Regions from separate parts of the Mus musculus genome. Here regions 2, 3, 4, 5 and 6 are each linked to region 1. Evidence: chromatin loops called from intact Hi-C (ENCODE). Cell type or tissue: heart. All regions are shown on one strand. Region 1 holds the start of Kdm7a (lysine (K)-specific demethylase 7A). Region 2 has its middle 19 kb from the start of Gm26008. Region 3 overlaps Gm34147 (a long non-coding RNA gene). Region 4 holds the start of Gm34147 (a long non-coding RNA gene). Region 5 overlaps Slc37a3 (solute carrier family 37 (glycerol-3-phosphate transporter), member 3). Region 6 overlaps 4930599N23Rik (RIKEN cDNA 4930599N23 gene).

What was found. Hi-C counts contacts between places; a loop is a spot of excess contacts. Peaks named below come from ENCODE experiments on the same cell type or tissue, not always from the same donor. Only the 100,000 strongest peaks of a DNase experiment are listed, where the experiment ranks them.
Region 2: it touches region 1 in a loop (2.4-fold over the local background); 11 of 42 quality-filtered maps call a loop at or near these places.
Region 3: a loop joins it to region 1, with 2.9 times the contacts of the local background. A loop is called at or near these places in 13 of 42 quality-filtered maps.
Region 4: a loop joins it to region 1, with 2.8 times the contacts of the local background. A loop is called at or near these places in 12 of 42 quality-filtered maps.
Region 5: it touches region 1 in a loop (9-fold over the local background); 29 of 42 quality-filtered maps call a loop at or near these places.
Region 6: it touches region 1 in a loop (6-fold over the local background); 2 of 42 quality-filtered maps call a loop at or near these places.

Annotation. Positions count from the first base shown.
Region 1 is chr6:39,202,789-39,207,788 of GRCm38, forward strand. Kdm7a (lysine (K)-specific demethylase 7A) reads right to left here and starts at 3,985. Exons shown (of 20, transcript NM_001033430.4): 1 at 3,653-3,985. The coding sequence starts at 3,846. In heart, CTCF peaks have their summits at 2,388 (motif pointing right) and 3,872; DNase peaks (open chromatin) are centred at 2,603, 3,423 and 4,143; H3K4me3 peaks cover 2,962 bases; H3K27ac peaks cover 3,007 bases.
Region 2 is chr6:39,316,286-39,321,285 of GRCm38, forward strand. No RefSeq gene overlaps it. Among named protein-coding and RNA genes, the nearest start is that of Gm26008, 19 kb to the left of the region's middle. In heart, no CTCF peak of the experiment used is centred here; DNase peaks (open chromatin) are centred at 1,696 and 2,956; H3K4me3 peaks cover 341 bases; H3K27ac peaks cover 1,695 bases.
Region 3 is chr6:39,254,594-39,259,593 of GRCm38, forward strand. The region is part of intron 1 of Gm34147 (a long non-coding RNA gene); the gene reads right to left. Among named protein-coding and RNA genes, the nearest start is that of Gm34147, 8.5 kb to the right of the region's middle. In heart, a CTCF peak has its summit at 2,856; DNase peaks (open chromatin) are centred at 2,388, 2,778, 3,288 and 4,778; H3K4me3 peaks cover 1,967 bases; H3K27ac peaks cover 1,940 bases; H3K27me3 peaks cover 1,084 bases.
Region 4 is chr6:39,262,784-39,267,783 of GRCm38, forward strand. It overlaps Gm34147 (a long non-coding RNA gene), which reads right to left and starts at 2,828. Exons shown (of 4, transcript XR_377568.2): 1 at 2,658-2,828. Gm26008 (a long non-coding RNA gene) reads right to left here. Exons shown (of 6, transcript XR_001785221.2): 5 at 3,550-3,726; 6 at 2,867-3,018. It also overlaps the pseudogene LOC115490450. In heart, no CTCF peak of the experiment used is centred here; DNase peaks (open chromatin) are centred at 1,058 and 2,128.
Region 5 is chr6:39,341,647-39,346,646 of GRCm38, forward strand. It overlaps Slc37a3 (solute carrier family 37 (glycerol-3-phosphate transporter), member 3), which reads right to left. Exons shown (of 15, transcript NM_028123.3): 11 at 4,249-4,350; 12 at 3,649-3,696; 13 at 2,607-2,758. Among named protein-coding and RNA genes, the nearest start is that of Slc37a3, 34 kb to the right of the region's middle. In heart, a CTCF peak has its summit at 2,575; a DNase peak (open chromatin) is centred at 2,585.
Region 6 is chr6:39,118,823-39,123,822 of GRCm38, forward strand. All of the region lies in intron 1 of 4930599N23Rik (RIKEN cDNA 4930599N23 gene), which reads left to right. Among named protein-coding and RNA genes, the nearest start is that of 4930599N23Rik, 2.8 kb to the left of the region's middle. In heart, a CTCF peak has its summit at 2,047 (motif pointing left); no DNase peak of the experiment used is centred here; H3K4me3 peaks cover 254 bases; H3K27ac peaks cover 201 bases.

The DNA of each region.
Region 1 (5,000 bases):
GGACAGCCAGGGCTACACAGAGAAACCCTGTCTTGAAAAACCAAAAAACCAACAAACAAACAAACAAAAAAAAGAGTATAAATCATATTACCATTATTAAACCTAAAGAGCAGTAAAACAAAGTAAGTAATAATAGGAAAATGACTTTCAAATGGTGAGCTTTTTGTGGAATTAAACTCTATACAGCCGAAGAACACTATACAGGCACCAAAAAAAAAAAAAAAAAAAAAAAAAAATCAAATAGGATTTAAAATATGACCAAAAATATACTCTAGTATTAAAAAAAGTAACAATTCATAAAATTCCAGTTTTGTTCTTTTAAGGATATAAAAAAGTCATACCTCAAATATTAAACAGTAGTTATTCATGAAAAATATGGACTTATGTTATTTGTATTTCTTGTACTTTTTAATTTTTGTAAAAGCTAAAGAATATGTGATTACAAAGATTAATATAAATGTTTAAACAGGACACAACAAACATTCTCCTACAATTTAACTAACTTGAACAGTGATGCTGTTGTTGATGGGATGCCATCAAAGCCATACAGCCTGGAGCTCAGAGGGTGGGGCGGCACCAGGGAGAACCTGCACTATCTCACTCCCACCAGGGAGGACCTGCACTATCTCACTCCCACCAGGATGGAGAAGAACTCTATGCTTAAGATGGAAGGAAGCCTCCTAGGAGAATCCTGCCCAGCTCTCAGCACACTGACGGAGTATCTAGTACACAGTCACAACCTGCTGGCTTAGGACGGCTAAGGGGTAGAGGCTCCTGCTCACGAAGGAAGCACCAGAATTTACCTCTCCACCTAGCTGCACCAAGGAAGGCCCTTTCTGTTTTTTGTCAGAATAAATTAAGACAAGTTTTGAGGTTACCATGCCTGGTAAAGGTACCTGCTATGCAAGCCTATCTGAGCTCTGTCCCTAGAATACACACACACACACCAGAAGCACATAATAACAGGTTAAAAAATTAGTTTTAAAAATTATCCATGTAAAGGATGTTTATCCGTCCTGCTTCTCTGCAGATGGACTATTTTTGGAAACCTGAGGATGGGTATTAAAGATATACCTTTGTACTTTAGGGACCAATTCTCTATAATGTTTAATAATTCATGTATAAGTAACTCTTCACTGTTTAACACTCATTAGAATAAATACCAATCATATATAGGAGCCCTGCAGTGGTGGTGCATGCCTTTAATCCCAGCACTTGGGAGGCAGAGACAGTCGTATTTCTGAGTTCAAGGCCAGCCTGGTCTACAGAGTGAGTTCTGGGACTACACAGAGAGATCCTGTCTCGACCCCCCCCCAAAGTCATATAGGTTCTAAATTATCAATATTTAAAAATAAGACTTACTAAGAAGATACCACATTTACGAGGCCTGGCAGTAAGACTAACTTTTCTAACGTCTGATATATGAACCACATTAACATCTCCAAGATAAAGGCTCAAAAAGACCCTGGGCTCACCTGAGTCACCTCCACAGATGAAATTAGTGTCTCTTCAATGGCTCTTTATAAATTAGTACTTAAATGTGTGACAAAAATGGCCAGGAAACACCTGAGGTTTGTCATGCTTTAGCATTAAGGCACCTAATTTAAGACCAAAAGCTGCAACTGGGCATGGTGGTACATGGTTTTAGTTCCAGCACTTGGGAGGCAGAAGCAATCAAATGGAGTTCAAGGCCAGCCAGGTCTACAAAGCGAATTTCAGAATAGCCAGGTCTATACAATTAAAAAAAAAAAAAAAATCTGTCTCAAAGGAGAAAAGAAAAACAAAGCCTCGGATGACAGCTTGCAACACAAGCCTGAGCCCCTGAGTTCTGACTCACCAGAACCCATGTTACAATAAAAGAAGCGTTAAAACCTCAAATCTATGGTTTACTAACCTATCTAATCTCTGAAATACACAGCCTCGAGGCATATTTTTGTCAAATAGTGCCCAGGAAACTTCAAATTTTTCAGTAATTACAACCAATTCTTGTTTTATTCTTTTTAGAACTTAATGTTGGCTACTCAATTCTGGTTGCCTAGAGTGTTATAGAAGCAGAGAATGTAGGCATAGAATTGGAAAGGTTTGGTATCTACAAATTTTACTTTTATATATAATCAAAATCTAGGGAAACATTTTACTAAGTGACATTACCCTTCAGCTTTTATCAGACTGTTGAAGCTTGCCTTTACAAAAATGAGCACATTACCCCTCTTTTAAAGTGATACGTTTGTGTATGCTATCTGTTGTCAGAGTCCTGTAACTTTAAAACTCGGTAAATTTAACTGCACTTGAAAATTAAGTCAAACTCTACGCAGTTAGTTGTCAACACTGAAAGAACCCTGTAATTTCAATGGTTTTCTCTCCCCAGACCAGTAGAGGGAGACTAAGACATCTGGCCTGGTGGTGCAATGTTTCTGTAATATTGGGGAGGGGGAGCGGAGGCTGTATTTAAATGTCCTGCTGTCAATCAAAGGATACTTCCTACAACCACAGTCACCATATCAGCTCTAACTCCCAAGCGGGCTCTCGTCAAGATACAACATACAACGGTGCCCAGAAAACCTGCCTCACCTAAAGGTGACCGCAGGCTTTGCCACAACACCCAAATAAGGACTTTGGGAGCCCAACCCCAACTAGTTTCTTTGTTTAAATGCCTGCGAATCCCTCCCACGCCGGAGTCAAGAGGCTCTGGCGCCGCCCTTTATTAGCCTCACACTTTGATTACAAAACACACGAGTCGGCGGCCTGGCTGCGGAGGCGGCCCGAGCTCTCCCAAACGTCAAACCTGCGGTGCGGCGGCGGCGGCGGCATCGGAGGGCATCGTCCGCCACCGCACCGCCCCAAAGTTGGATGGCCGCAGTGCCCAGGCCACCGCGGCGGGCCGTCCGGGTGTCGCCAGAGACGCACTCACTGTAAAGTTTGAGGCGCTACAGCGACGCCCGGGAGGGTCTGCGGCGACGTCCCCTCGGCCCGGCCCGCCCGCCCCCCCCCCCCGGCCATAGGGGGTGTGTTGCGGGGTGGGCCAGCGGCTGGCCAAACTGTGCCGTGACGGGGCCCCGCACCTCGCGAGTGCCACATCTGTTGCTCTGTTTACTCGCGCCCGTCGTCCCACCGCCCCGTCCCGCCGCCCGAGGAAGTTTGATAAAGAGAGAAGGGGGCGCGACGGGACCCGCGGCGGGGGCGACCCGCGACCGGACCGAGCCGCGGCCGCCCGGAAGCGCAGCAAGCGCGGCGGCTGGCGAGGGCAGGCACGGGGCGAAGGGAGCCCGGGACACAGCAGTGGGCGGCAGCCAGGGCGGTGGGGGGACCGCGGGCTGCGGGCCTGCCTTCGCTCCTCCGCCACCCGAGCCGTGCCGCCCACCGCGTCCCCTCAACCGGGCTTCCCCTGCCAACTTCTCTGCCGGCCCCTTTGTTCCTGTTTGTTGTGGCGACTCTTCGCCCGGGCCGGCCGAGCCCACCGGCTCCGTTCCGCAGCCTGCCGGGCAACCGGGGGCCCCCGCTCTCGCCTCCACCCGGCCCGGACACTCGGTGCCTAAGAGTCGGGACGTGGGGAGCGACGCGGCAGCCGAGCCCGAGGGAGGCGCAGGCGGCAGCGGCAGCGGCTGGTCGGTGACCGCAGGCGACGGCGGTGGGACTGAGGGGGTTTATTTACCTGCCGTGGAACCAGTCCTTGCAGACATCGCACTCGATCATGAAGCGGTTCACGTCGTACGGCTGCCGGCATACACAGTACACGGGCGGAGGCGGAGGGGGCGCCGAGGCCCGACCCGGAGCGGACACCGACCCCGCTGCCGCGGCGGCTCCAGCTGCTGCTCCCGCGGCCACCGCCGCCGCCGCTCCGGCCATCTTTAAAAAACACACACACACGCTCGCTCCTCCGCTCGCTGACTGGAGCGAGCGCAGCCGCCAGCCAGCGCCGCCTCCTGCAGCAGCCGGAGCAGCAGCCCCGGCGGCGGCGGCGGCGGCAGCAGCAGCGGCGGCGGCTGCGGCGGCGGCGTCTTAGTGCGCGCGCGCGAGCGAGCAAGGTCGCGGCTCAGGGGCGGGGGCGGCGCGCGCGCGCGCGACGCGCGAGGCCCGTCGGCTGCTTCCGGCGCTCAGCGCGGGGCCGTGCGTCCCGCGCACGTTCTCGGTCTCCGCGCGCGCTCCCTGGCACCTTCCGCGGCGACCTGCGCGGCGACCCGCAGCGGGGCTGGCGGTCCGGGGAGGGGGCGGAGACGCCGTGAGGGCACGCGCCGCAGTGGCGGCGGCGGGCGCGCGACTGCAGACGGAGGAGGAGGAGGACGGCGGGAGCGTGCGTGGAGCGGGTCTCGCCGTCCTCACTGCTCCCCGAGTGGAAGCCCAGGCTCGCGGGGGAAGTTCCTGCCGTGTGAAAAGGTGGATGCTGTGGCTGTATTCTGAGGCGGAGAAGCTCGGAAGTTTCAGCCCTCCAGGGTCGCTTCGCTTCGCGTCACTTAGCAGCCGCCCACTGAGGATGCCACCCCCGTCCTGCGTGGGCCCCGACCGGGGTGACACGTCAAGCAGTTGTGCCTCCCGAGGTGGAGGAACGCCTTGTGAAACGCACTCAAACTTCCGAAAGCGTCGCGCCCAAATTCCCAGAGAGCAACTTGGAAATCTGTGTGTTGATTGGAGCCGCTGTTGTGGGGGGGGGGAAGAACGTGGTCTCCAGGAGGAATTCCGTTAATATCTGTCGCCAAGGGGGAACCAGGCTTGAGATGGGGTTGGTGAGAGGAATGAAGAACCGGTGTTTTTATAAATAACACAACTTGGCTGTGACTGCTCTGCTCTGCTCTGCTAATTGGGGAAGTGGGGAGAAAATTTTGAAACGTCTTTTCCCTGGGAAGGGAGATGCTACCAAAAAGAAAAAAAAAATCCTTTAGGAGTTCTCTGCGCAACACAGGCCATCACTGTTTTTTTAGTCAAAGGTGAAGCTGAATCAGATGTGAGGTGATAAACTGAGGAATAAAACTACCCAACAAATTTAGAATAGAGAAAAGTGAATA
Region 2 (5,000 bases), 110 kb after region 1:
TCCCCTTGGCCCAGCCCTGTGATCTGTGATTCCTTTCCGTCTTTGTTTTTCTCTTGTTCTTACCATGTTACAAAGCAGTCTGCACTTGGTTAATTCAGTCAGTTATAACTATACCAGTTAGTTCTCAACAAAGCAACAATGTATGTGTCGGTCCTGGGTAAAGAAAAAGGTGGGTCCCGCCCTCTGATGCCAGGGCAGGAGTAAAGAGTAGGAAATGGAGTGTAGACACAGAGAGCAGGGAAAGACTGCAAAGTCCCGGAGTCCTCCTGAGGGAAGAAGATCCCAGCAAAACCTGTCAGCTGGGCCCAGGCAGGAACGCCAATGTCTGTGTGCATGTGTGACATGTCAGAGGACATGGGGTCTGAGGTCAGAGGACAAGTGGTGGGAAGTGAGTCTCTCCTCCCACTGGGTAGGTCCTAGGGATAGAACTCAGGCTATCAGGGTGGGTGGCAAGCACCTTTATCTGCTGAGCCATCTTGCCACCTGGACAGCAATGAGTAGGATCCCCTGTCTACAGAGAGCAGGTTCTACTGCTGCCCAGAGATTATATTCCTGAAAGGAGAGGGGAGGTCCCAGGCTTACCAACCTCTACGTATTGTGTATGTGGAGTTTATCAAGTTAGTTAAATTCTACACTGGGTTCCTAAAAATAAAGCTAAACATTGTATTGCAATAGAACTAAGTAATTCCACTCCAACTATCTTCCAAAAGGGTTTATAATATTTGTGCCATTATCCTCTATAGCATTATTCATATAACCAAAAGGTGAAAACAACCACAGGTGCCACGCCCACCGACACATGAATGGGTAAAGATGTGGTATAACCAGGGCTGGAGAGTTGCTCAGTGGTTAAGAGCACCGGCTGCTCTTCCAGAGGAGACATGGCTGACTCCTGGTACCTACAAGACCACCTACAAGTGGTCTCTAAGTCCAGTTCCAGAGGACATGACACCTTCTTCTGACCACCAGGGTAATGAGCACACATGGTGCACAGACATACATGCAGGCAAAGTACCCAAACACATAAAATAAACATAAGTACATATTTTTTAAGAATTAGTTTAGCTAATTGAACAGTCTTCACCCATCAAGAAGTGCAGCACTGATGACGGTCACAACACGAACCGTGCAAACATCGTGTTAAGTGAAATAAGCCAACAAGCCCTACCTCCTCCGGCAGCCTGACAGCAGTTTGCTCAGCTTCAAGCCGTCCACAACTGAGTTATATATCAAGAATCATGAAAAGGTTCTGGAAATAATGTTGAGGTGGCAGATGCCAATAATGTAAGTAATCCCATTACGTACCTAGTTATGATGGTAAGTTTCTTGTTAGACACTTGGTTATCAAAACAGCAAAACCCTACAGTGTCTTTGAAAACTTCTGAGGAGTTGTGATTTTATCAAGTTACTTAAATTCTAGCCATGTTTAGCTTTAATTTTAGGAACCTAGTATAAAATCTAACTAACTTGATAAAAGTTGAGTATATATACAAAACATAAAAATGCTTTCCAGCCCTTGGATTTCTGATCTTTCTGCCCTAGTTGCTGGATGCTGGGATAAAGGCTTTCTCTTCCATCCCTGTCAGATGCATTGCTGGGATAGAAAACAGGACTCCGTGTATGGAAGGCAGGGCTCTATCAAGCAGGCTATACCCCCAGCCTGCTGTGTCCTCTTTTTAGAGATAAGTATACTTGGTTTCTTGCCACTGAAACTGACTTCTCTGACAGAGCATGTGTCCTATGGCAGCAAGGAGAGGACGTGGGACCTTCAGAAGCTACAGATGAACGCCCTCTCTTAAACAGTGCTGTGTCATTGCAGACAAGTCCCCAGATCTGCATTTCTATAAAATGTCCTGAAGCAGGGTTGGTAAGGACAGTCACAGGCAGAGCCGAAAGGCAGCGAGCTCCCTCTGTGTGTGTGTGTGTGGGGGGGGGGGGATTTCAGTTTTAGCTCAAGTGGATCCAAGAAAAACCTGTGTTGTGAAAGTCACAGAGGAGGCGATGACTTGTGCCAAAGCAAAGTGGGACACACAAGAGTGGCATTTAGAGATCAGAATAGCGTTAGCTTTAGAGACCCTCAGACCTGTGGCCCGTCTCAGGTCACCATTTCTAAGCACAACATGGAGCTGGGCATAGAAAGCACAGGGACCTGCATTCGAAGTCACTCTGGCTGCTGGACAGTAAGCCTCACCTTACCGTGTCTCAGCACAACAAACTAGGACAGGCCTTGGGAGGCCTTTAAGATAATGGCTGTTCTTCCCTTCAAAGAGAGAAAGAAACATGGTGCAGCCAGAGCCTGGTTCCACACAGGACCCTCAGGGTTGAGTGATGGCATACCCTTTTCTAACCATAGCCAGCAGTATATAAAGGCTACCCTTGGAAGGCTGAGGAATTAGCCCCAGAAGCAAAACCCAACAGCTGTGGTTTTGTGAATAAATAGAATTCTTGCTACATGAGGGAAGAGGAAAAAAAAAATAGTTTTATAAAGTGGGGGTGTGGGTGGGAAAGAAAGCCAATTAACCAAAGGTTTTAAGAGGAGCAGAATGTGCCACGGGGAACACACAGAGATTCCCACAGGAGTGTTGTAGCCTTAGTTCAATGGGACTGGGCAGGCCAGAATTACAGAACCCCCTTTTCCAAAAACAAAAAAACAAAACATAATGCAGAGGGTGCCAGGGAGCCTCCTAAACAGGTCTGGCTCTGGTCCAGACCCTCGCAGGTACCTGTCCTGTCTTTTGCATTGTGCACTTCCCCTCTGCTGAAGCACCCCCCCTCACCCCACCCCCACCCCCCCACCCCCCGGCACAGGAGGAAGAGCTGGGCGCGCCCTCCTTCACGCTAAGATCAGGAGCTCGGGTGAGCAGGCCTGCAGGCGATGAGTCACCACGAGCTGCCAATGCTATTCTGAGATCTGCCAAGGACACGGCTGCTCTTGTCAGCGCCCTGGCACCCCTGGCTGCTTCACTCCTTCCCAGTCTGGCTCCCAAAGACAAGCATTGTTAAGAATGAGGGACATGACCGGGTTTAGCCCAGAGACAAAAACATCTAACCATTCTGCGTCCACCTCCGGGAGATCTCCCGCTGCCGGGAGCCTCCTCCTTCTGGACTGAACTGGCACAGCTGGCTAAGAATCCATTCCAGGGCAGGGTAAAGCAGACCTGGTTTACCAAATGAATTTGCCACATGAATAACCTGGCCACTTATTTAACTTAGGGTCAAGGAAGTATTTAAGTTCTAGATTCTCTAAGGAAACAACGGACTGGGCCCCGGAGAACAGCTCTCCAGAATGCAGCACTTGGGCACCGTCCCAGCCTCTCTGGCTCTAACACAGCCCAAGGAAACCTTAAGCCCACAGGAACCATCGGGAGTGAAGTGCTGTAGAGATCATCTCAACTCAGCTGCCAGAATGTAAATAAGAACCTACACTCTGTGGGGGCTGGTGAGATGGCTCAGTGGGTAAGAGCACCCGACTGCTCTTCCGAAGGTCCAGAGTTCAAATCCCAGCAACCACATGGTGGCTCACAACCATCTGTAACAAGATCTGACTCCCTCTTCTGGTGTGTCTGAAGATAGCTACAGTGTACTTACTATAATAATAAATAAAAAATCTTTAAAAAAAAAAAAAAAGAACCTACACTCTGAACCTTTAATCCCAACATTTGGGAGGCAGAGGTAGGAGGATCTCTGTGAGCTCAAGGGCAACCTGATCTACAAAATGAGTTCCAGGTCAGCCAGAGCTATTACATACCAGCCTGGTCTACAAAATGAGTTCCAGGATAACCAGGGCTATTACACAGAGAAACCCCATCTCAAAAAAAAAAAAAACAAACAAACAAACAAAAACAAAAAAAAACAAACAAAAACAAAAACAAAGCAAAACAAAAAAAAAAAACAAGAGAGAGAGAGAGAGAGAACCTATACTTGCTACTAAATTGCAAGAGGCCTCATGGGAGAACACCAGGCCTCTATCCCAGTTTCTTGTGTCATAAGCCCTTGGTGACAGGCATTTGCATGCAGTGTGCTCCAGGAAGATCAAAGTAGTAGTGTGCCCTGTTAGCAAGCATTTCCTATGAGGAAGCAGCCTGCAGAGACTGGAGATGCCGGTAGAGAGAAAGATGTGAGGTACACCCAAACCGCCCTATACTCGCACTAGGTCCTGTGGGGCAGGAGCCACCTTGCTGGCCGGGAGCCAGGCAGGACTCAGCCTGCCCTGGAGAGCAAGCGTGTTTTCCACAAGGGAAAAGGCACTAAGTGGTGGAGAGCCATCCTGGGTTTTTGTCTTGTTTTGTCTACAATGATGTGGGGAGTTAGGCCTGGAGAGGCATGTGGGATGCACACAGGAAGTGTGATCCAGCAGATGTAGAGAACATCTGAAAACCCACAGCAGGAGACAGTGACCATCAGATTGGACCAGAGCTTTCTGAGGTGCAGACTGGCGGCTATGTACAGCTGTATAGAGGATGCATCAAAGGGCAGAAAACAGGGGCTGGGGTGTGGCTGGGCACTGGTGCTCAGGCTCAACACACATGAAATCCCTGGGCTCAACCCCAGCATCTGAAGTGGGTGAGGAGCCAGAGGTACAGGACCAGGCCTGTAGTTCAGATGGGAGTAATACAGAGTAGACAGAAGGCAGTCACAATAGGATAGTGAAGGACATGCAGGAGGGAGGGGGCTGGGGCAGAGACAGAGATACATTTAGGAATACTTGTTGCTTTTCTAAGGGACCTGGGTTCCATAGAAGCATCCATGATGGGTGGCTCACAGCCACCTGCAACCTCAGCTCCAGGAATCTGACACTCTCCTCTGGCCCACTCACAGACTTGTAGCATGCACACAGAGACACAAGCATCAATCAATCAATTAATCAATCAATTCAGAGCAGGTGTATAATGTATTAGTGGTAACTGAACAGAGCCCTAGATGAGGAAAAGAGGGAATGAGGAAGGCTAGAGATGGATGTGGTTTTTTAGCTAAAGGAAAAATTTGCCTGGCGTGATGGT
Region 3 (5,000 bases), 52 kb after region 1:
GGTGGGGTATAGCAGGAATGTAATCCCAACATAGGGGAGTGGGAGTAGGAACAGTTTAAGGTCATATTGGCTGTATATTGAGTTACATGAGACCCAGTGGTAGGGGAAGCCTAACATGGTGGCACATGCCTTTAACCCAGGGCTCAGGAGGCAGAGACAGGTATATCACTGAATTCCAGGCCAGCCTGGTCTACAGACTGAGTTCCAGGACAGCCAGGGCAACACAGAAAAACTGTCTCCCAAAACCAAAACCAAAAAAAAAAAAAGGCTTAGTAAATAATATTGCTTTACTTTGTGAAATGTTAAGGTAAAGTTACTATGTTTTTATTGACACTGTGTCAATAAAAACAAAACGCCACATTCCATTCTATTCCAACTCAAGAACATCAAAGTACCCTGCAGAGAGCCGAACAGCTTGCCTCTGATAATATTCCCCAGTGGGGAAGGAAGGAACAGATACAGCCTAAGAGAAGATCTCCACGGAAAGGCTTCTCCAACACCAAGTGGAGGCTCTTGTAGCCAGAGAAAAGCCAAAGCTCTTCTGCACCCACTGCTTACAGGAATGCAAGCCCTGCTTGCAACAGGACTAGAGAGGAGGCTCAGCAGTCAAGAGCACCTGTTCTCGAAGACCAAGGTTTAATCCCTAGCACCTACACAGCCACTCACCATCATCCTTAACCCCGTCCCAGGAGACCATCCGGAATGCACACGGTGCACATACATGCAGGCAGGCAATAACATTCCTACTAATAAAGTGAAAGAGATCAGTGTCAATCAAGCCTTTTAAGAGTGTTGCAAGAGCGGAGGGTGCACAGAGCGTGTGCCAGGTACTGATGTGAGTGTTTTGTATGGTTGGATTCATTTAAGGAACCCAATTAACTCTCAGTGAAGGCGAAGTGCCAAGAGTCTGGCCCTCGATCCCACAGCTGCACGGCTGAAGCCTCCCCTTTCTCCTCCATGAAGTGTGGACAAGTCCCCAGCCTCAGGGTTACTCTGAGAATTAAACACAGTAACATAGGGAGGCAGAGCACTTCAGCCTGGAAGGTTTTGTTATAATTTCCTAGACTCAAAGAAACTAGCACATCTGGAAAAAAAAAAAAGTGTTCAGAATTCACGTAATAAAGACAGAAAACAGGAAAATTTGCGATACTTTCTGCCATATCTCAGTTTGCCTTTTTGACATGTACATCCCGGCCGAGGTGAACTTGAAGGGATGGTTGATCTATTTGGTCCTGGTGGCTGATCTCTAATAAGCCTGGTCACCACCACATCAAAGGAGCCACTGAGACAACAGACTAGTGAAGTCAGGAGAATGCAAATCCTGCCCACACTTCAAAGGGAGCTCTTCTCTGAGAAGTTGTTACAGGCCATTGTGTAAACTATACAGCCCAGGGAGCTACAGGCACACCAATCCAGCATTCAGAGACTCATGACATACACCCAGGACCTAAAATATCTCCCCAGAAAAGTTCTCATTCTACCACCTTCTTAATTTCTGCTTCACACGACCAAACAGTGAACAAGTGCCTAGAATGGAGCAGGCTGTGGTGGCACAGGCCTATAGTCTCAGCACCTGGAAGGCTGAGACAGGAGGATTACCACAAATTCGAGACCATCCTGGGCTCCACATCGAGTGCCAAGGCAACTGGGTACCTAGGAAGACTCTGCCTAACAAACAACCATCTAACACTGGGCAGGTGGGACCGGCCTGAAACGCATCTCATGGGCAGCCCTCTGCTCCCTGGGCTTCAACCCTCCGTTTGCATATTTGGTGTTTGAAAGCCACTACCAGAAAGGAGCACTTCTTCACATTTTGGCTGGCGGTGGAACGGTGGAGAAGACCGAGGGGTATAGAAGGCCGATCTGCTTTTTTCTGAGCAGGTGCTCCGGAGCCCAACCTTTGAACTCCGTGCCGTTGGCGTTGGTGGTGGTATACCCGCAAATCAACAACAGACCTTCTCCACCTGTTTAAGGTCCAGTGTTTAGAGAGAAGGAAACAGAACTAGAGGTTTCCTGGAGCTCCCCTAATTACCCAGGAAGCAGCCACACAGTGGGCAGATCCCACTCGGCACAGAGTTCCCAGGAGGAATTCCTCCAGCCAGCGCATTCTTCTCCCAGACCCTTGAGCATCTCCCCGGACCTCCTGCGCGTTCACACCTCTCTGTGCACCCCCACCCCGCGCGTTCACACTCCAGGCTTCCTAGCAGCCCAGCCCCCAGCCCGCGGACCCCCGCGCGTGCCCTGCGCCCCCGCCGGGAGCCGGGAAACGTGCGGCACGTGCGCTGCGCGGTGATTGGCAGCTGCGGACTTGAGGCTCCGCACCCCCACCCCGCCTCGCATCCTGCTTGGGGAAGGGGAGTCGGGAGCTGCGGCTGGTCCAGCCTGACTGGCTTTCGCTGCTCGCTGCCCGGAACCTAGGAACAATGACACTTGATGGGGCCGAAGGAGGCGGGAACTGGGCCAGTGCTCTTGTGTTCCGGAACCGCTTGAGCTTGCTTTATGAGGCGTGGATACTATTCTCGGGGGGTGGAAATACTTTCTATAAGTGCTGAGAACGTGTTTTCCACAGTTTTGTCTGGAGCCCAGAACATTTTAACCCCAGCATCTTAAAAGACAGAGCCAGGAATTTAAACCCCACCCCCACCCCTTCGATAGGCTTATGGGAGTTAGAAAAGAGTCTGAGAAAATGACAAAGGCGCAGCTCCTGTGGGTAGCTAGGGATAGATGCTCCGCCTCATACGGGACCAGAAAGATGTCCATGAAAGGATCACATTGGCTTAACTGGGAAAGCGTCCCAAAGGAGGTGATTGGACAGAGGTGGTAGGGACCATGCCGAACACCGCTGCCTGGCTGCGGCGCTCAACCCCGTACAGAAAGAACAGCTTTCCAGTGAGCTGCTCCGGAGTGTGAACCGCGAGGCCAAAGAGGCCTTGTGATTCTCGGACAAATAGTAGCTCCTGGAACCGAGCGGCACCAATATAGTAGAAACCTTACAGCCCCATCTGTAAGGGACATCAGAAACCTAGACACTAAGAACCTTCTCTTGGACTCTCTCTCTCTCTCTCTCTCTCTCTCTCTCTCTCTCTCTCTGTGTGTGTGTGTGTGTGTGTGTGTGTGTGTGTGTGTGTGTGTCTTTTGCAGAAGTCTGGCATAGGTGTGTATGACATCCCCACCGTGTCCCTGGATTCTGTGATTTGGATCTGAGAGCCTGTCTGACCTCTGCCACACAGCGGGAAGTGGAGGAAAGGGAAGGAAGCCAGGCTGTGCCATGTCCTGTGTCACTTTTCCCTGCTGCAGATGTTTAATGCTTTAGTGTTTTCCATTGCTGCCCACTGAATTATTTCACTCATTATAGCAAGAGTAAGTCTGCATATGGGGGCTGTGATTAATTAATCCACACCCAAAGTGCCACAGCCAGTTAGTGCTGCTTTGGGGCTGCAGTGCAGGTGTTCTGACTGGAAAAGAAGAGCAATTTACATCAAAGGAAGAGACCTCGCCTGGCTAAGATCCTCAGCTGAAGTGCAATGAAGGGATGAATAGGTTCTTTGCTCCCTCAGTCTAGTTTGGTTGCTTGGTTTGGTTTGGTTTTTCAAGACAGGGTTTCTCTGTGTAGCCTCTCAGATACTGAAACTGAAAGCAAGTACCACCATCACCTGGCATAGGCAACTTAATCTTACGGGACTATCATTATCTTCTATAGCCCGGGGCAGCCTTGGACTCATTACCTGGCCAGGGACGGCTTTGAACTCCTGACCCCTCCTGCCTTGTTTACTTGAAATTACCGGGATAGAACACCATGATCAAGGCGACTTGAGAGTGTATTTTTGGCTTACGGTTTCAGGAGGATCCAGTACATAATGATGGGGAAGCCGAGGCAGCAGGCAGGCAGGCAGGCATGGTGTCAGGAAACTGAGATATCACTTCTTTTTTTTTTTTTTTTTTTTGGTTTTTTGAGACAGGGTTTCTCTGGCTGTCAGGGTAACTCTGGCTGTCCTGGAACTCACTCTGTAGACCAGGCTGGCCTTGAACACAGAAATCCACCTGCCTCTACCTCCCAAGTGCTGGGATTAAAGGCGTGTGCCACCACCTCCCGGCAAGATGTCACATCTTGAACCACACACAGAAAGCAAAGAGCTAACTGAAACTGGGGCAGGGCTGTACACTTTCAAAGTCCTCCTGCAATGACATACTTCTGACTGCATAGTCACATCGTCTAGAGGTTCCATAGCCTTCCCAAATAGCTCCCCCAGCTTATGACCAAATGTTTAAATGTCTGAAACTATGGAGAGACATTCAGTTAAACTACTACCTGCCCCCATCTCCCAAGAGCTGGGACCACAAGTGTGTAGCACCACCACCTGCTCAGCATTGTATATTTGATCTGTGGCATGGCTGTGCCCCTGAAGTGACTTGAGATGAGCAGCAAGGTACAGGACCCACAGACACGGTGTGATTTTTGTTGGTTTGGTTGGTTGGTTTTTGGCTTTTGGGGTTTCTCTGTGTAGTCTTAGCGGTCCTGGAACTCCATCTGTAGACCAGGCTGGCCTTGAACTCACAGAGATCCACCTGCCTCTGCTCCTGAGTGCTGGAACTGAAGGTGTACAACACCACGCCCAGCACAACTTACATCTTCAAAAGTCTGATATGACTCAAGATTAGTGATAGAAGCCAATTGCACAGCTACAGAGCCTTTCATTCAAATGTCCCTGGGCCTAAGAGTGTGTAAAACTTGCTCCTCTCCTAAGAAAGCCTAAAAGAGAACTGAAGACAGCCACAGGAACTTCCTGTTCTGTGATCTAAGTGCAAGGGAACTGAGACTGGGTGTGGACTTGTTTTCATGAGAATAAAATTATAAGTATGGGTGGTGGTAAGGCCAGCCTGGTCTGCAGAGTAGTGAGTTCAGAAGCCCTATCTTGATGTAAAAAATAAAAAGACTATAGAGGGGTGGTGGTGGTCCACTCCTTTAATCCTAGCACTCAAGTCAGGAGACAGAGGCAGGT
Region 4 (5,000 bases), 60 kb after region 1:
GGCTATTAATAATCAGATAAATGCTCCATTGCTTGCCAACTGAGTCTGGCTGTATTTCATGGATGTCCTCAATGTGAGCATCTCTTGGCCATGTGCTCATGGTCCATCCTGCCTCATAGGATGCTGCTTCTTCCCCTACCTTTTTCTTCTTCACAGGGGCCCTGTCTAGTTTCCAGACCTGGGGAGTGGGGTGCATATTTTACATATCAAAGTAGACCTGACCTCCAGGTTCTCCCAACCTGGCATACCCTGAACTTTCCAGCCCAGAGACTGGGCTGCCCTTCCCCCCAGAGGCTCTTATATAATCCAGACATTTTGGTCTCTCCCTTCCCCCTCTCCTCTCTCTCCCTTCCCATGAAAACTTCCTTGGCCTCTTTCCTTGGGGCCAGTGAACTTGCCTGCCAAAGAGCTGCTTTCCCAATAAATCTGCATTTAATATAATCTAATCTGATTTGAATCGGCTCATTTCACTGGTGGAAAAATAATATATCAGCCCCTACCCGAAACCCCCCTATTCGATTTCAAGTTTCGTCTTCCTCTCTCTTCTGCCCAGGCACAGGCTTTAGCCTTTTATTAATGAATCAGAGATCACCAGGGAGCATCCTTTACAGCACATTGGTCAATACAATGCCCATGTCCAGACTGCAACCTGATCTCAGGGCACAGAACTCAGCATCTGAGTACACAGCGCACGAGACCGCCCAGACAACCAGCTACAATGCATCGCTGGGAATTTCAAACACTGAGCTTATGGAAATCTGACAGGTGTGTTTATCCACTGGGATCTCAAGGGTTGCCACTGTAATAGCTAGCATTATTGATCTTGACTATGCATTATGTGCTTATTCATCCAATACTTAAAACAACCCTCAAAGCTTGACGCTCTCCCGTTTGATAGACGAGAAAACCCAAGGCACAGAGAAGTGCCTCTTTTAGGTCCCACAAGTGATCCAACACTCAAAACACACATCCACCGACTCTAGAATGTAATCTGCTACTTCTCCCTTGGACTAGTGAAGTCACCCCTGCAACGCTGCCAGGGAACACTTCATTCTCCGCCTCACCCTGTGGGCCACGTGTGGCTATAATAGAATGCAGTTCTGCTGTGGTGATAGATGGTCTTTGAGAAGCCATAAGGATTGCCACTGGGCGGGTAGAATATATCTAGCTAAATCTAGAGGTCAGACTTCTGACCTCTGCCCTACCCAGCACCCAGTGCTAGCTTATGGATAGGCTGCTGTTACCATCTCTTTCCACTTCTGTAGGAAGGAACTGCCAGGCATGGGCTGTAGCAAAGCAAAGGACTAGCCAGACAGACACATGTTTGCAAAGGCTGGCTGGGGTGCCTCTGTGTCTGGGGGTCTGTCCCCAGAGAAGCAGGCTTCACTGCCCTGTACTACTCTAGATCCTAGGAATGCTAGCGAAGAAAACTACATCTAAGGCTCTAAGACAGAAAGTGATATCAGGTGTGGGGAAAGATGAGCTCTAAGTGATGAGCTGACAAACCAGAATCCAACGAGTGCTGAGCATCCTGGCAGAGCAAGGAGCCTGCGCCATGGAGTTGAACCTTCATCCTGATATCACTGCCTATGGGGCGCAATAGACAGGACCCTGAACCTCAGGCTCCCAGGGGTTCTTATAAGCTTTGCTAGCTTACACAGAGGTACTGGCAGCCAAGCTGTGTCTGCTTAGAAGAAGGACCCCAATTCACACAGGTTCCGATATGCCCAGGGGGCCCCTGAGACTTACCCCCGACCCCCACTCTATTTTATTACCATCTTTTCCGCTTTTCTGCCATTGACGGTACAGGTAAGATTCAGGGGACCCAGAAATACCAGGATTCAACTGTGGCTCTTCCACCCTGTCCTCACGTAGAGGGACAAGCAAATGGCTCAAAGCCTAAAGTGACATTTCAGGCTGAATTCTGCGCTAGACAAATAACTGAGGCTGGGAATTCCAGGAACCAGAGCCTCACCCCCTCACACACACACACACACACAGCTGTACAGGACTCCAGTAAGGAGGAAAAGGGAGGGCAATTAGGCCAGAACTGGGTTCAGTTTCCTGTCCCCAGAGCTGGAAAAGAGCCAGAAGAGCTAAGTCCAACCACCCCAGGGGCAGGAAGTGGGAGACCAGGCCACACCGAAGCCCCAGATCAAGCCTTTAACAGCTGTTCCTGGGACAGAAGCCAATCCAGGTTGGGGTGTGGTGAGCCTCCTACCCTTCCAGAACAAGATTTCATTTAATCCCCGTTCTTGCCTCGCTTACAGAGGAGGAAACGGAAACACATGCTAAATAAGGATCAGAACCAGGTCAAGGTCACTCAGCTGCTGGAGAGCAGAGCTGGCTTGAATCTTGGTAGACCCTAGGACCTCTGCACAGGTTCCCCTTGGGAATTGATGGTAGCTCACAGACAGGCCCTCTCCAGGAACTGCCCTGCCTGAAAGGAGGTGCCAAGGACAAGGTTGGTCTCCTCCTGGGGCCAAATCATTTGTGTGGCCATGAAACTGAGAAACAAGGGAGCAAAGACCTCAAGACCACCCACACTGACTTCAGCACTCCTGTGGGATGGAGAAGGCCTTGTGGTTTTTATTTGGGGGGGGGGGGGGTCTTTCTTTATACTGTCTCATACTATACCACGCAGGCATCAAACTCACATTAATCCTCCTGCATCAGCCTTCAGAGAATTGGGAATCCAGGCTTGAGCCCCCATGCTGCCAAGGCCTAAGTTTTTGTCCAAATAAAAATTTCCGTTTTCTTCTTCTTCTTTTCTTCTTCTTTTCTTCTTCTTTCTTCTTCTTCCTTCTTCTTCTTCTTCTTCTTCTTCTTCTTCTTCTTCTTCTTCTTCTTCTTCTTCTTTCTCCTCTCCTTCTCCTCCTTCTCCTCCTCCTCCTCCTCCTCCTCCTCCTTCTTCTTCTGTAAAATTCTGGCTAGTGTGAGCTAGGCCTTTAATCCCAGCAGGGGAAGATACATCTCTGTGTGTTCCAGGCTAGCCAAGACTCCATAGTGAAAGCCTGCCTATAAATAAATAAAATTAAGTAATTAACTTTAAAAATATATGTACAAATAAAATACTTCAAAAATGTGCGTGTCATCCTTGCACAGGGGCTGTGCTAATCCTCTCTATCATTTTAGTATATGTGTTGCCAAATTGAGCACCACAACTGTATTTCCTTGCAACCTCTCCCTAGGCCTCATCCTGCTTCCCTGCCTTAGCCTCCTTCTTAGCGTTTACCAACCCAGCCCTTTCCACATTCAGCTTTCTGCACCCAAATCTCTCTCCCCTGCTTGGCTTTGTGGGCATCCTTCCTAGGAGGTTCCACAAGCTCATCTTTGTATAGCCCTGCCTGCACTTCACATTAGCTAGGATAGAACAGTCAAGACTCCAAAATGGGTTAAGAAGGCCTCTAGGATTAGCATCAGTCAGCAGTCCTGCTATTCCTAAGCTAGTGAGTGGGACAGAGGGAGAGAGGGGGAGAGAGGGAGGAAGGGAGGGAGGGACAGAGACAGAGACAGAGACAGAGACAGAAACAGAGAGAGCATGCACACCTCTGCTCCAAACATCATTTAGGGACGTAGGGGTCAACCAGTTCAGGAGAAATGAGCACAGAGATACAGCAGTCCTTGCTAAAGACACCAGGAAGGTAAGTGTAGGACCTGGCTTTGCACTTCCTGTGTCTTGACTTCCTGTGGCTGGAGACTACTTGCAGCATGTGGAGTTGATGCCTAGGTTTTGAGACAGGAAAGACAAGAAAAATTAATTCCTCACTCGATAGTACGGCTGAAGCTTCTAACTAGTTGAGAATCAAGAGTTCCAGCTATCAAGTTTGGTGGCACATCCCAGCACCCTGGAGGCAGAAGCAGGTGGTTGTCTGTGGGTTCAAGGCTAGCCTGGTCTACAAAGAGAGTTCTAGGACAGACAAGTCTACACAGAAAAATCCTGTCTCAAACAAAACAAAACAAAACAAAAACAAAAACAAAAACAAAAAAACAAAACAAAACAAAAAACCTTCCTGGTTATCAACATTTGTTATATTGTTACCACCAGAGGAAGTATTTCTTTTATATAGAAATACTTTCAGATATGAATGTTAAAATAACAACAAACCTGGCTTAAGGCCTGCATCTGTATGACCTCAGGTAGGACCTTACTCCTCTCCTAGATTTTTTCCCAGAATTCCACATACAAAACATTGTATTATATTATATTATATTACATTATATTACATTACATTATATTATGCTGGCAAAAGGGCTCAGTGGGTAAAGGTGCCAACCCAAGTTCTATCACCTGGACTGACATGGTAGAAATATAGAATTAACTCCTTTAATTGACCTCTGACCTCCTCATGCATGTGCAGATATAGATAGATAGATAGATAGATAGACACACACACACATATATACACAGCCAATTTAAAAACATTATTAACTAATTCACAGTGAGGCATCCTATTGCTTCCCTGTGTCAAGTACAATCCTGTCTGGCATACCTTTGTCCATCCTGAGATTTCATTTACATTTCTTAGCAAACTTTGTAAATAACAACTTTCGAAACAACCAGAATCCTACATGTAAGTATTGTTAAGCCAGCTGGACTCGACCCTTTGTCCTAAGCACCTCTCTATTAACCTCTGCTCTTAAGTATGTTTAAATAATGTTTTATAAAGAGTCTGGGGAAATGGCTCACATACTCCACCTGCAGCCAGGAGTCCAACATCCCCCGTGTCAAGCAACTCCCAACTGCCTGGAACTCCACCTCCAGAGTCTATCTGCTGCCACTACCTCCAGAACTAGTTCCAGGACAGCCAGGGCTCAGAAAAACATATCTATATCTTATCTATCTCTATCTATTTACCTATCTATCTATCTATCTATCTATCTGTGCTATTTAATAAACTCTGTAAGGAATGGCAGCAAGCACCTTTATTCCTAGCATGCAGGAAGCAGAAACAGGTCATTTCTGTGAGTCCCAGACCAGCCAGGGACACACAGTGAGA
Region 5 (5,000 bases), 140 kb after region 1:
CCATTTATATCTATTTTCTAATCAAAATTTGACCTATGTTTTCTTCTAAGAATTTCATAATTTTAGCTCTTCAAGTTAGATCTTTAATCCACTTGGAGGTCATTGATGTATGAAATAAGGATTTAATTACTTCTTTTTCATGGGGATATCTAGTCCCTCCATTCCACTGCTGAAGAGATGACTTTCCCCTGCTAAACAGTCTTGACATTGGTCCTGAAAACCACCTGAACACAGATGAGATAAGCCACATCCTTTGACCACACCATTACTGAAATGTGTGCTGGGGAAAAATGAAAGCAAAAACACTTAGTGACCTGGCCTAGGTCCTATCAGATAAACAGAGTTCAAGTCCATCTGGGTGCAGCAGTGCGCCTGGGATGGCAGCACCAGTGAGAACAGGCAGGAAGATCAAGGTCAGCCTGGATGAACAGCAGAGCAAGCTCCCTACCCACAAAACTCTCACCACCCATCACAGCTTCGGGAACATAGTAGCCTTCTAAACAGTAACTGTAACTCTACCTTTAAAAAATATTTATCATTCAAACAACCACACGGATACTTTTTGTTTGTTTTTCAAGACAGGGTTCCTCTGTGTAGCCTAGCTGTCCTGGAACTGTCCTGGAACTCAAGGGATCAGCCCCAGTGGTGGGATTAAAGGCCTAAGCCACCACCACCTAACACTGTTTTCTTACTCACTATGTGTATACCTGGGTGTTCACGCGCGCGCGCGCGCACACACACACACACACACACACACACACTGTATATGAGAAGGTCAAAGGACAACCTTCAGAATTCAGTTTTCTCATTCTACAATGTGATGGCAAATACCTTTTCCCACTGAGCTATCTCACCAGTCCTTTAAAAACATCCTGTCAACGTACAGTTTGGATAACATAAAGACACATCCACTACAAGGGCAGAGCACAATAGTTTTTAGTGGATCTGAATTGATGCAGCCCATCATTAATGCCATTTAGCAATGTTATGGCCAGCTCCATAAGCAGCCAGCCCACTGGCAGTCACTCCTGAGGCACCACAGATCCAGTCTTTTCTTTTCTTATAAATTTACCAATTTTAGACATTTCCTATGAATGAAGAAGGCACACTGTGTCTCCCATGACTGGCTTCTTTCAATAGCATATTTCTGAGGTTCCTCTATGCTGTGGTATCTTCCAAGCCTTTGTCACCTTCTAACTGATAAATAATCCTCCACTGTATGGATCGGCCACATCCTGCTTATGCATTCAGCAGCTGCTGGATGGACACTTGTGCTATTTCTACAGTAAGTGGGTAAATGTTTAAGTTTCAGTGTAGACATTTGACGCTTGGACTCGTTTCTCCTTAGTAGATAATGCAATCTCATCCAGGAATATGTGTCCAAACGCACTAATAGTCCTGCCAAGCTGGCCCAGGGGACAAGGACACTTGCCACCAGGCTTACAGTTGGGGTCTGAACACTGACATGTGTAGCCAGCGTGGTAACACAGGCCTATAATCCCAGCACGTGCAAGGTGGATCAGGAACTCAAGGGCATCCTGGACTACAGGAGAAACTGTTCTCAAGTGTACTAGTTAAATGTATTTAAAACACTCAGTATAATGGGTCTGGAAAGATGGCCGAGGGTAACGACCCTTGTCATCAAGCCTGATGTCTCAAGTTCAAGCCCCAGGACCCACACAGTGGAAAGAAAACAGATTCTGACAGGTTGTCCTGACTTCCACACATTTGCCACGTGGCATGCACACACACATAGACACATAAATGCATAAAGCAAGACGACTGTTCACCTCCCCTCAGACATGAAGCCTTCTGAATGGGTGACAGTAGCCCTGCTTGATTTCCACCCCAGAGCATGCAGAGCAAATCCTCCTACCCTTGTTAAATTTTGTATACCTATACCTACACACACACACACACACACACACACACACACACACACACACTTGTTCTTTAATTATACAGTCAAATATCCTAAGCATGTCAACCATTTATTGTACAGTGCTTTGGAACCAGAACGTCTCCCATGTGCCAGGATCGATGAGGGAGGGCTACAAGGTGGGGGTGGGGGGCAGTGTGGGGGGTGGCACAGACAACCGGGCCACGATGCTGCCTTCATAGAGCCTGCATTTCTGTAATGAGCAGACACTGATAAACACCCACTACATGGCTGGAGAACACCTGGGTGCGCTGCTGCCCCTCACTAAGCACAGGCACAGCAGTGATTCACCCCAGTCATCAAGCAAACCAGTAAACTTAAGACATCCTGACTGCTTCAGTAAGGCAGGTCTAACCTAGAGGCTCTCCAGCATCTGCGTGGGAATATACAGGCCCACAGGTTCCAAGTCAGCGTCTATAGACCTCCAGCAGCCTGCATCCAGGATGAGTTTGCTACAGGACACCTACAGACAACCTCTGGGACCAGTCATAAATGTCTGGACATGGAGAAAACAGACTGTACTCAGAGTTAGCTACACAATCTTTGGCCATTCGGGATGCCTTCCATCTCAGGTCCCACCTCTCAGAGGCTGAAAACCTAGGGCGTCCTGTCCACAGCACAAGAGCGCCACCTGCCGTGGGAGTCAGCAAGCACATGCTCTTCTCACCTGGCCCACAGCAGCACCAATACTCCCTGTTCCATCGACGATCCCCGTGACAGTCGCCAGAGCCTCGCTGTTCCCTTGGATCAGCTCTTGGCGACCCAAGTCTGCAGAAATAGCAGAGCTAACCATATTGGATGGTCCGCCGATAAAAAACCCTGAAGCCATAAAGAGAACAGGTTCATGTTAAAATATGATCCACATTTCTAGCCATTGACCAGATAGATAAAATATTCCAATGTCTTAACCAACGTGTTGGTGAGAAACAGAAACTAAAGGAAGTGCTTCTAGATAGTACTTTCAGACTAACTGTATCTGCTCTTCTGAAATCCATTCTCCAGTGATATGACACTCTAGTGTCTATGTCCCAGTGGAACAGTCGGCCATTTCAATGCAGTAGGCATGGACTCATCAACAAACAGTAGCAGCTTGTCAGGGTCCATTACAACACAATTATGTCCCCCAAACACCAATCCACCCGAGTCAACCAACACGCTGGAAAGAGAGGGATGAGACAGTGCTGTTTCAAAGGGATTAAACAGGATTGTCCCCTTTGAAACCACAGCTCTTGTTCTTGTAAGGCACAGCCCTCTGGTGGATGTGGCCTGGCTCTGGTAAACTCAGTCATGTTACTGGAATCATAGCCACACATCTTGCTGAATTAAAAAATTACACACACACACACACACACACACACATATATATAAACATATTTCCCAGTTTTGGCATGAGAGAAAAAAAATCTAGCTATTCTGCACTTCCACAAGCTAGTGGATGGGATTCCAATGTGAGGCCTTACTAAGTCACCTTCTGAAGTCAAAGCCAGACATGGAACAACAAACCAAATTTTTGGGTTTGTCCACAGGGACAGCTTCTGTCTCAGAAGGTTGAAGAAGTTACCCATGGGCAGAGAGAAGTTGGCAAAGACATTTATCTTCCTATCACTTGAGGTCTACATAACAAAGGTTTAGTGTCAGTCCACCTGTGGGAGACAGCTTTCTCTGAGCTCCCAGAGGGACAGCGCAGTGGACAGAAGGGTCGACCATACCTGTAATGGTCATCAGAAGCGCATTGATGGACTTATTGTTTGGAGAGCCTGTGAGAGAAGAGACACACCACAGTGACTTGAAAAGCAGTTGCATGTGCCTCCATCAACAGTGCACAGCAAGCGACTGCATCCCCATCCCTAACCCGCCACAGCACAATCCCTCCAGAGACAACAAAGACAGACGGGGCCCTTCCAGCTTTTGTCCTGTCTCTGGCTACTGCTCAAGCTAATGAGATGTCTAAAAGCCAGAGAACAACTCTACGGCTTTAGAACACACACACATACCCCAAGACCTACTAATTACCATCCTCCCGCTTTAGAAACCTTGCCTCCTTTTATGGTTTTATTGGCTCTAATGCTGTCCCTCTGGAGCCGCCCCTCAAACAAAGCAATACACTCCCAAGCAAGCTTTTAAACAGGTCCACAAAGCAAGGGAGATGACGAGATGACGGTTTCCTCCCCACACAAATAAAACCATGTGATGACAGTTCCCAGGCACTCAGAGCTAATCACAGATCTCTCCATGGCTGGCCACCGACTCTGGGCAAGTGCCTACCTTCAAGAGATCAGGAATCAAGGCAATTACAAAGGAATACTCACGGCTATACCCAACAAGGGACCCGACGGCCAGGAAGAGGCTGAGGGCCAGCACAGGTGCTCTCTTCTGCAGTACGTCAGAGATGAAGCCTAGCAGAGTCCCACCTTCAAGCACAAAGCACACGGTCAGTGGAAAGCAGCTGTGGCTGGGCTCAGCTGTCTGAGACAAGCCCCTCGGGGGACAGATACAGCTGGTTCTCCCAAGTGTCCCCACCACAGTGGCTGCCTATGGACAGGACACCACAAAGTAAGAAAAAAGAAAACTACCAAAACCATCAATATCATACTTACCACTTTCCCTATCAAATAAAAAACAAACTGATTCCCCTGGATTTCCTCATTTGAACTTAAAGCATGAAGAACTGAATCAAGTGAGCCTGCACTTGCCGTCCCCCTGAAGTCTGGAACAGAAAGATCACAAGCTTGAAAGCAGCCCGGATGCCTAGTGTGATCTAGTAAGGCTCAACCTCGACAGCTAGTTTAAGGAAGAGCCCTTGAGCTGCCGCTCCAAACCCACTTCTTTCGCTCTGCACCAAGATGCCTTTAACTGTGGAAGATACAGAAGTATGATCAGGTCCCAGGGCGTCTACATTACCTTTGGCTCTAGACCTAAGACTACCAATAGCCAAGTTCAAATATAATATCAGCGTGACACCTAAGAGCCTTCTGTGCTATTCCTGTGTTCAGGGTAGCTTGGCTTAATGTGTAAATACCACAGACAGAGATGTTAAGGTGAGGCCACAGTGTATAATCTG
Region 6 (5,000 bases), 84 kb before region 1:
ACGTCCTTTAAAGGGGGCCGATCCTCCCTCCCTCGCCCCTTCTGAGTAAAGGTGATGCACCTAGTTCGATTCCTCACCGGAAAGAACTCTCCTGTGTGTTACCCTGGGAGTTAAACGTTCTCGGGGTAAGTAAACGGGGGTGTGTGGGGGTATACCTATTAAAATACGACTTTTGGCACCCCCATTCCTTCCTCCAGGAGTCTCCCGGGAATAAAAGCGTTAGTAAGTCATGTTCACAGGAGAGGACGGAGTACTGGAAACAGTAAGACGGTGATTCAGACAACAAGAGTTTAACAAGCATGTTAATTCTCTGGGTTTGACCTAGAAGGACATTAGTATGTTGTGAGAAAAGATTGTAATCAAGTAGTATTCCATGGGGCTGATCGGAGGTTAAGCGGCCGCACTGCTCTGGAAGAGGACCTCGGCCGGGTTCCCAGCACCCACATAGCAGCTCACAACTGCCTGTAACCCTGGTTCCAGGAGGGATCTGACACCCTCTTCTGGACGCTTCAGACACCAGGCACGACAGGTGTGAAGGCGCCTTTAATCCCGGCACTTGGGAGGCAGAGGCAGGCAATCTCTGAGTTCTAGTCCAGTCTGGATTTGAAAGTGTACACAGTAGGATGTTTTTGAGTGAGCATGAAGCAAACCCAACACTTTGGTCACAGTGGAGTGTGGGAGGTACTAGGAAAGTGGAAAAAGGAAAGGTGAAGGCTGAAAATTGGGAGGTGAGTGCTTAGAAAATTAATTTAAAATGAATAAAATTTTATTCTAAGTATAAAATACTACAGAAAAGAGCAACTGAGGGTATAGCCCCTGGGCTCAATCCTTAGGAAGGTGTGTGCTGGGGGGGGGGGGGAGTATTACTACAAAAATGTAATAAAATGGGATTAGAGTAGACCAATTGGCAAACCCTGGAACCCAGTGAGAGATTCTGTCTCAAAATAAGGCGGGAACTGGAGAGATGGCTTAGCAGAGAAAAGTACCTGCTGTCCAAAGCCTGCCAGCCTGAGGTGGATCCCCAAAACCCAGGTAAAAGGGGATGGAGAGAGAAACACCCCACACCCCCAAAATTGTCCTCTGACCTTCACATGTGTGCTGTGGCACACACATACATATACATAAATAAACTTAAAAAAAAAAAGGCGGAAAGCTCCTGAGAAATGACATCCTACCACACACACACCACAAAAAAAAAGACAGCAGGCTGGGCCAGAAACTCAGTGGTAGACTGTATAAACATACAACACATACAACACTAGGCTCAATTTCCCAGCAGCAACCCTTCTCAAAAAAGAAAAAAAAAATGAGTATAAAGACTAGATTTTGGGGGCTCAGCAGTTAAGAGCACTGACTGCTTTTCCAGAGGTCATGAGTTGTGGAGAACTTTCGGGCCACTTGGCAGGACATTGGCCAAGGACAAGGAGATGGGCTTCAGACAGGAATCTGACATTGGGCCATTACAAGGAAGTAAACTCAGGCAGGAATCTAATTTTAGGCTAGAACAGGGAAGTAGGCTTCAGGCATGAATATGACTTTGGACCAGGCAGTGGTGGCGCACGCCTTTAATCCCAGCACTTGGGAATCCCAGCACTTGGGAGGCAGAGGCAGGCGGATTTCTGAGTTCGAGGCCAACCTGGTCTACAGAGTTGAGTTCCAGGACAGTCAGGGAGAAACCCTGTTTCCACCCCACACCGCAGATGAATCTGACTTTGGGTTAGGATGGGGAAGTAGGCTCCGATATCTTGGTCCTCCTGATCAGCCCTTAGGAATGGTGATCACGGGACTGTGTTTACTGCCTTGCTTGCTCCTTGACTATTTGTGTTTATTGTACTGCCTGACCTTACTACTTGCATGTAAATAAAATGGTATAAAATCTGATTGGGAAAAAATAAACCTGCCTCAGAACTGGCTTGGGTCATGCTACAATGTTGTCTAATTGTCTTTTTTCTTTTTAATCCTCACTCCTGCCCTAGAAAACCTGTTGACCGACTGAGCTGGCTTGGCTCAATTCTCAACAACCACATGGTGGCTCACAACGGTCTGTAATGGGATCTGCTGCCCTCTTCTGCTCTGTCTGAAGAGAGTGACAGTGTACTCATATACGTTAAATAAATAAATAAATCTTAAAAAAATTAAAACTAGATTGTTAACAAGGACAAATGAGAATGGATTAGAGGTGAGGTGGAGGGCAATTCATTTTCTTGGACTATTTTCCATGGTTTTGATATTTTGATAAATATTTTTATTTAGTTTAGCCATTTAACTGTTTACTTGTACTTTTGATATTGCTTTGCAGTAATACCTTATTATTTTCATTCTTGGATGTCAAACAAGTGCTCTTCCATAAACATTCCCCCGTTTTAGTACCATGACTGGCTGAAAAGGCAGCGTCAGTAAAATGGTGGGTCCTTCCACAAAAGCAGTGAAGAAGCTGGCAAATCCTAGAACCTTTTCAGAGCTCTGGAAGTTTACTAAAAGCATGCAGCATCTCCTCCACAGTTTAATGGAGAAAGAAGCCAACTCTCGGTGAGAGTAGCCATTTCTGTAGCATTTTCTCCTACTCAAGTTCTATCTTAACCCTGAAGCTCTTTGCTGTCTTTGAAAAATGACAACTCACATTCCTAATGTCTAAAGCAAGGGAGCAGACAGGGTTGGAGTTCTTTCAAAGGCTCATCCCAAGGGCCACTTCTAAAAAGGCAGGTCTTTATGTGGTCTCATTGGAACTAGCAAAGTCATAACAATGCCCTTACCCTCGCAAGAGGGCATAATTATTAAATATTTTAATATCATGGCCAAAGCAATGAATAGCGGTTGAGGAAAACAATAGACTAACCAAAAAGCTGAGCAGTTCAGGGCACTGAGAGTGTGAGAATACTGTAGGAACCCACACAGGCACGTATGCATGCATAGGACCACTAAGATGCTCAGGAAACAGAAGTTCTGTCTGACACTCAGGCCCTTTGCCTGCAGGAAGCAAAAGCTATGCATACTTGCAAACTGCCTGACTATGGGAGGCATTTACCAAAACATTCATAGAGCTCCTGGACAAAGACCAAGATGGATGCTGGTTACTGGTAATCTCCATCCAGTCATTAACTGAGAGGTAAGCTAATCAAGTAGTCACACAGTGCAGATGCAAATAAGCTAAACAAAATGAGTTTGGAAAAGTCACTAGACAAACACAGTGACTACTTCATCAAGCAACAACAGCCCCAGGAAAAGAAGAAAATATGACTTTGGAAGCTGCACATTATTTGAAATGTCCATCTTCAAGTAAATTGTGACATGTATAAGGAAATAAAGTGTGACCCATACAAAGGAAGTCAAAGCTAGGAATACGAACAGCTCCTAGAGCTTGGAGAGATGGCTCAGCAGTTAAGAGCACTGGCTGCTCTTCCAGAGGACTCAGGTTTGATTCCTGGCACCCACGTGGCAGCTCATAACCAACCATAACCCTTGTACTGAGGAATCCCATGTCCTCTTCTAGCTTCTGTAGGTACCAAGTACACACAGTGTACATATGTCAAGGCAGGTAAAACACACATAAAAGAAACATCTCCTGACAAGGCCTGATATTGGACTTGAAGCTCTCAGAGAAATGTCCAGAGGGCTCAAACTCTGGAAAACATGAAAGCATGAGAATAGTGTCTAATTGAACAGAAAATATCAGTAAAGAAACGAATTATAAAAAGAACTGAATAGCAATCTTGTACAATAACTGAACAGAGAAAGAGAAGCTCATTGATACTTAGCAGTAGATGTAAACAGACCAGAAAAAGGGAAAAAAGGATCAGAATATTTGAAGATAGGGCAATTAAGGTTATCTGGTTTGGGGGACAATTTTAAAGAAGGAAGAAAAATGAACACCATCAGCTGTACATAAACATACAATCCAGTTCCAAGAGACCCAATGCCTTCTGGCTTCTGTGGACACTGGTTACAGGGTACACAGGATTGAATGCAAACAAAATACCTATACATACAAAATAATTATATATACTGGAAAAAAGAATACAAAGCAAACTTGGGAGATGTAACAAAAACAGTGTTAAGGAAAACGAATAGCTGTCAATGCCTAGCTGAAGAAAACCTCAAATCAGTAACATAATATCCTGAAAAATATCCAAGAGAGGGAGTAATATAAACTAGAAATGTAATAGAGTCTAGGGAAATAATACAATTATTAAAACCAAAACATAGTTCTTTGACACTTAAAAAAATTACCACATCTTCACCTAGAATAACAAAAAAGACTAAGATTATTAATAACCAAGAATAAAAAGGATCATTATTACTGGGCTTACAGAAATAAGGGTTATAAAATATAACCGTTATATTTCTAGTTCTGCATTTGATGCTTTGACCTCTGACTCTGGATGGACTGACCACCTTTCCCTGGGCTAAAGCCTAAGTAAACTCACTGGTGGGTGTGCCTTTCATTTGCAGAGGACTAATCTGAGCCTCCGCTTACAACCACCTCTACCCTTGCCATAAGTTCACCTTGGGTTCTCACACCCTGGGCAGGCATTTCCCTTCTTTAATTGCCCCAACTCCAGATTTCTGACACCAGGAGAGAACCAGCCCTTGTAATCTCCCACAGGTTGATGAAATTATTCAGATTAGCCTAAACTAACTCACCTTCATCACCTGTTCACTCTCAAGGCATCTCTCACAATAAATCTGCCCACATTTCCCCTGTTCTCTGCCTCCAGACTAATACTGGTGTTTACCTGTGTATTCCCGAGTGGCATGATGAGCCTCTCTCTAGAGTTCTCTCTCGGTCTAGAAACTTCATTCATGACAGTTGTGTCTTGCCATATTAAAAGTTACATTTAGTATGTGTGAGTCCGCACACATCACGGCACATGCGGAGGTCAGAGGACAACTTTATTTATTTTTCAAGACAGGGTTTCTCTGTGTAGCCCTGGCTGTCCCAGAACTCACTCTGTGAACCAGGCTGGCCTTGAACTCAGAAGTCTACCTGCCTGTCTCCCAAG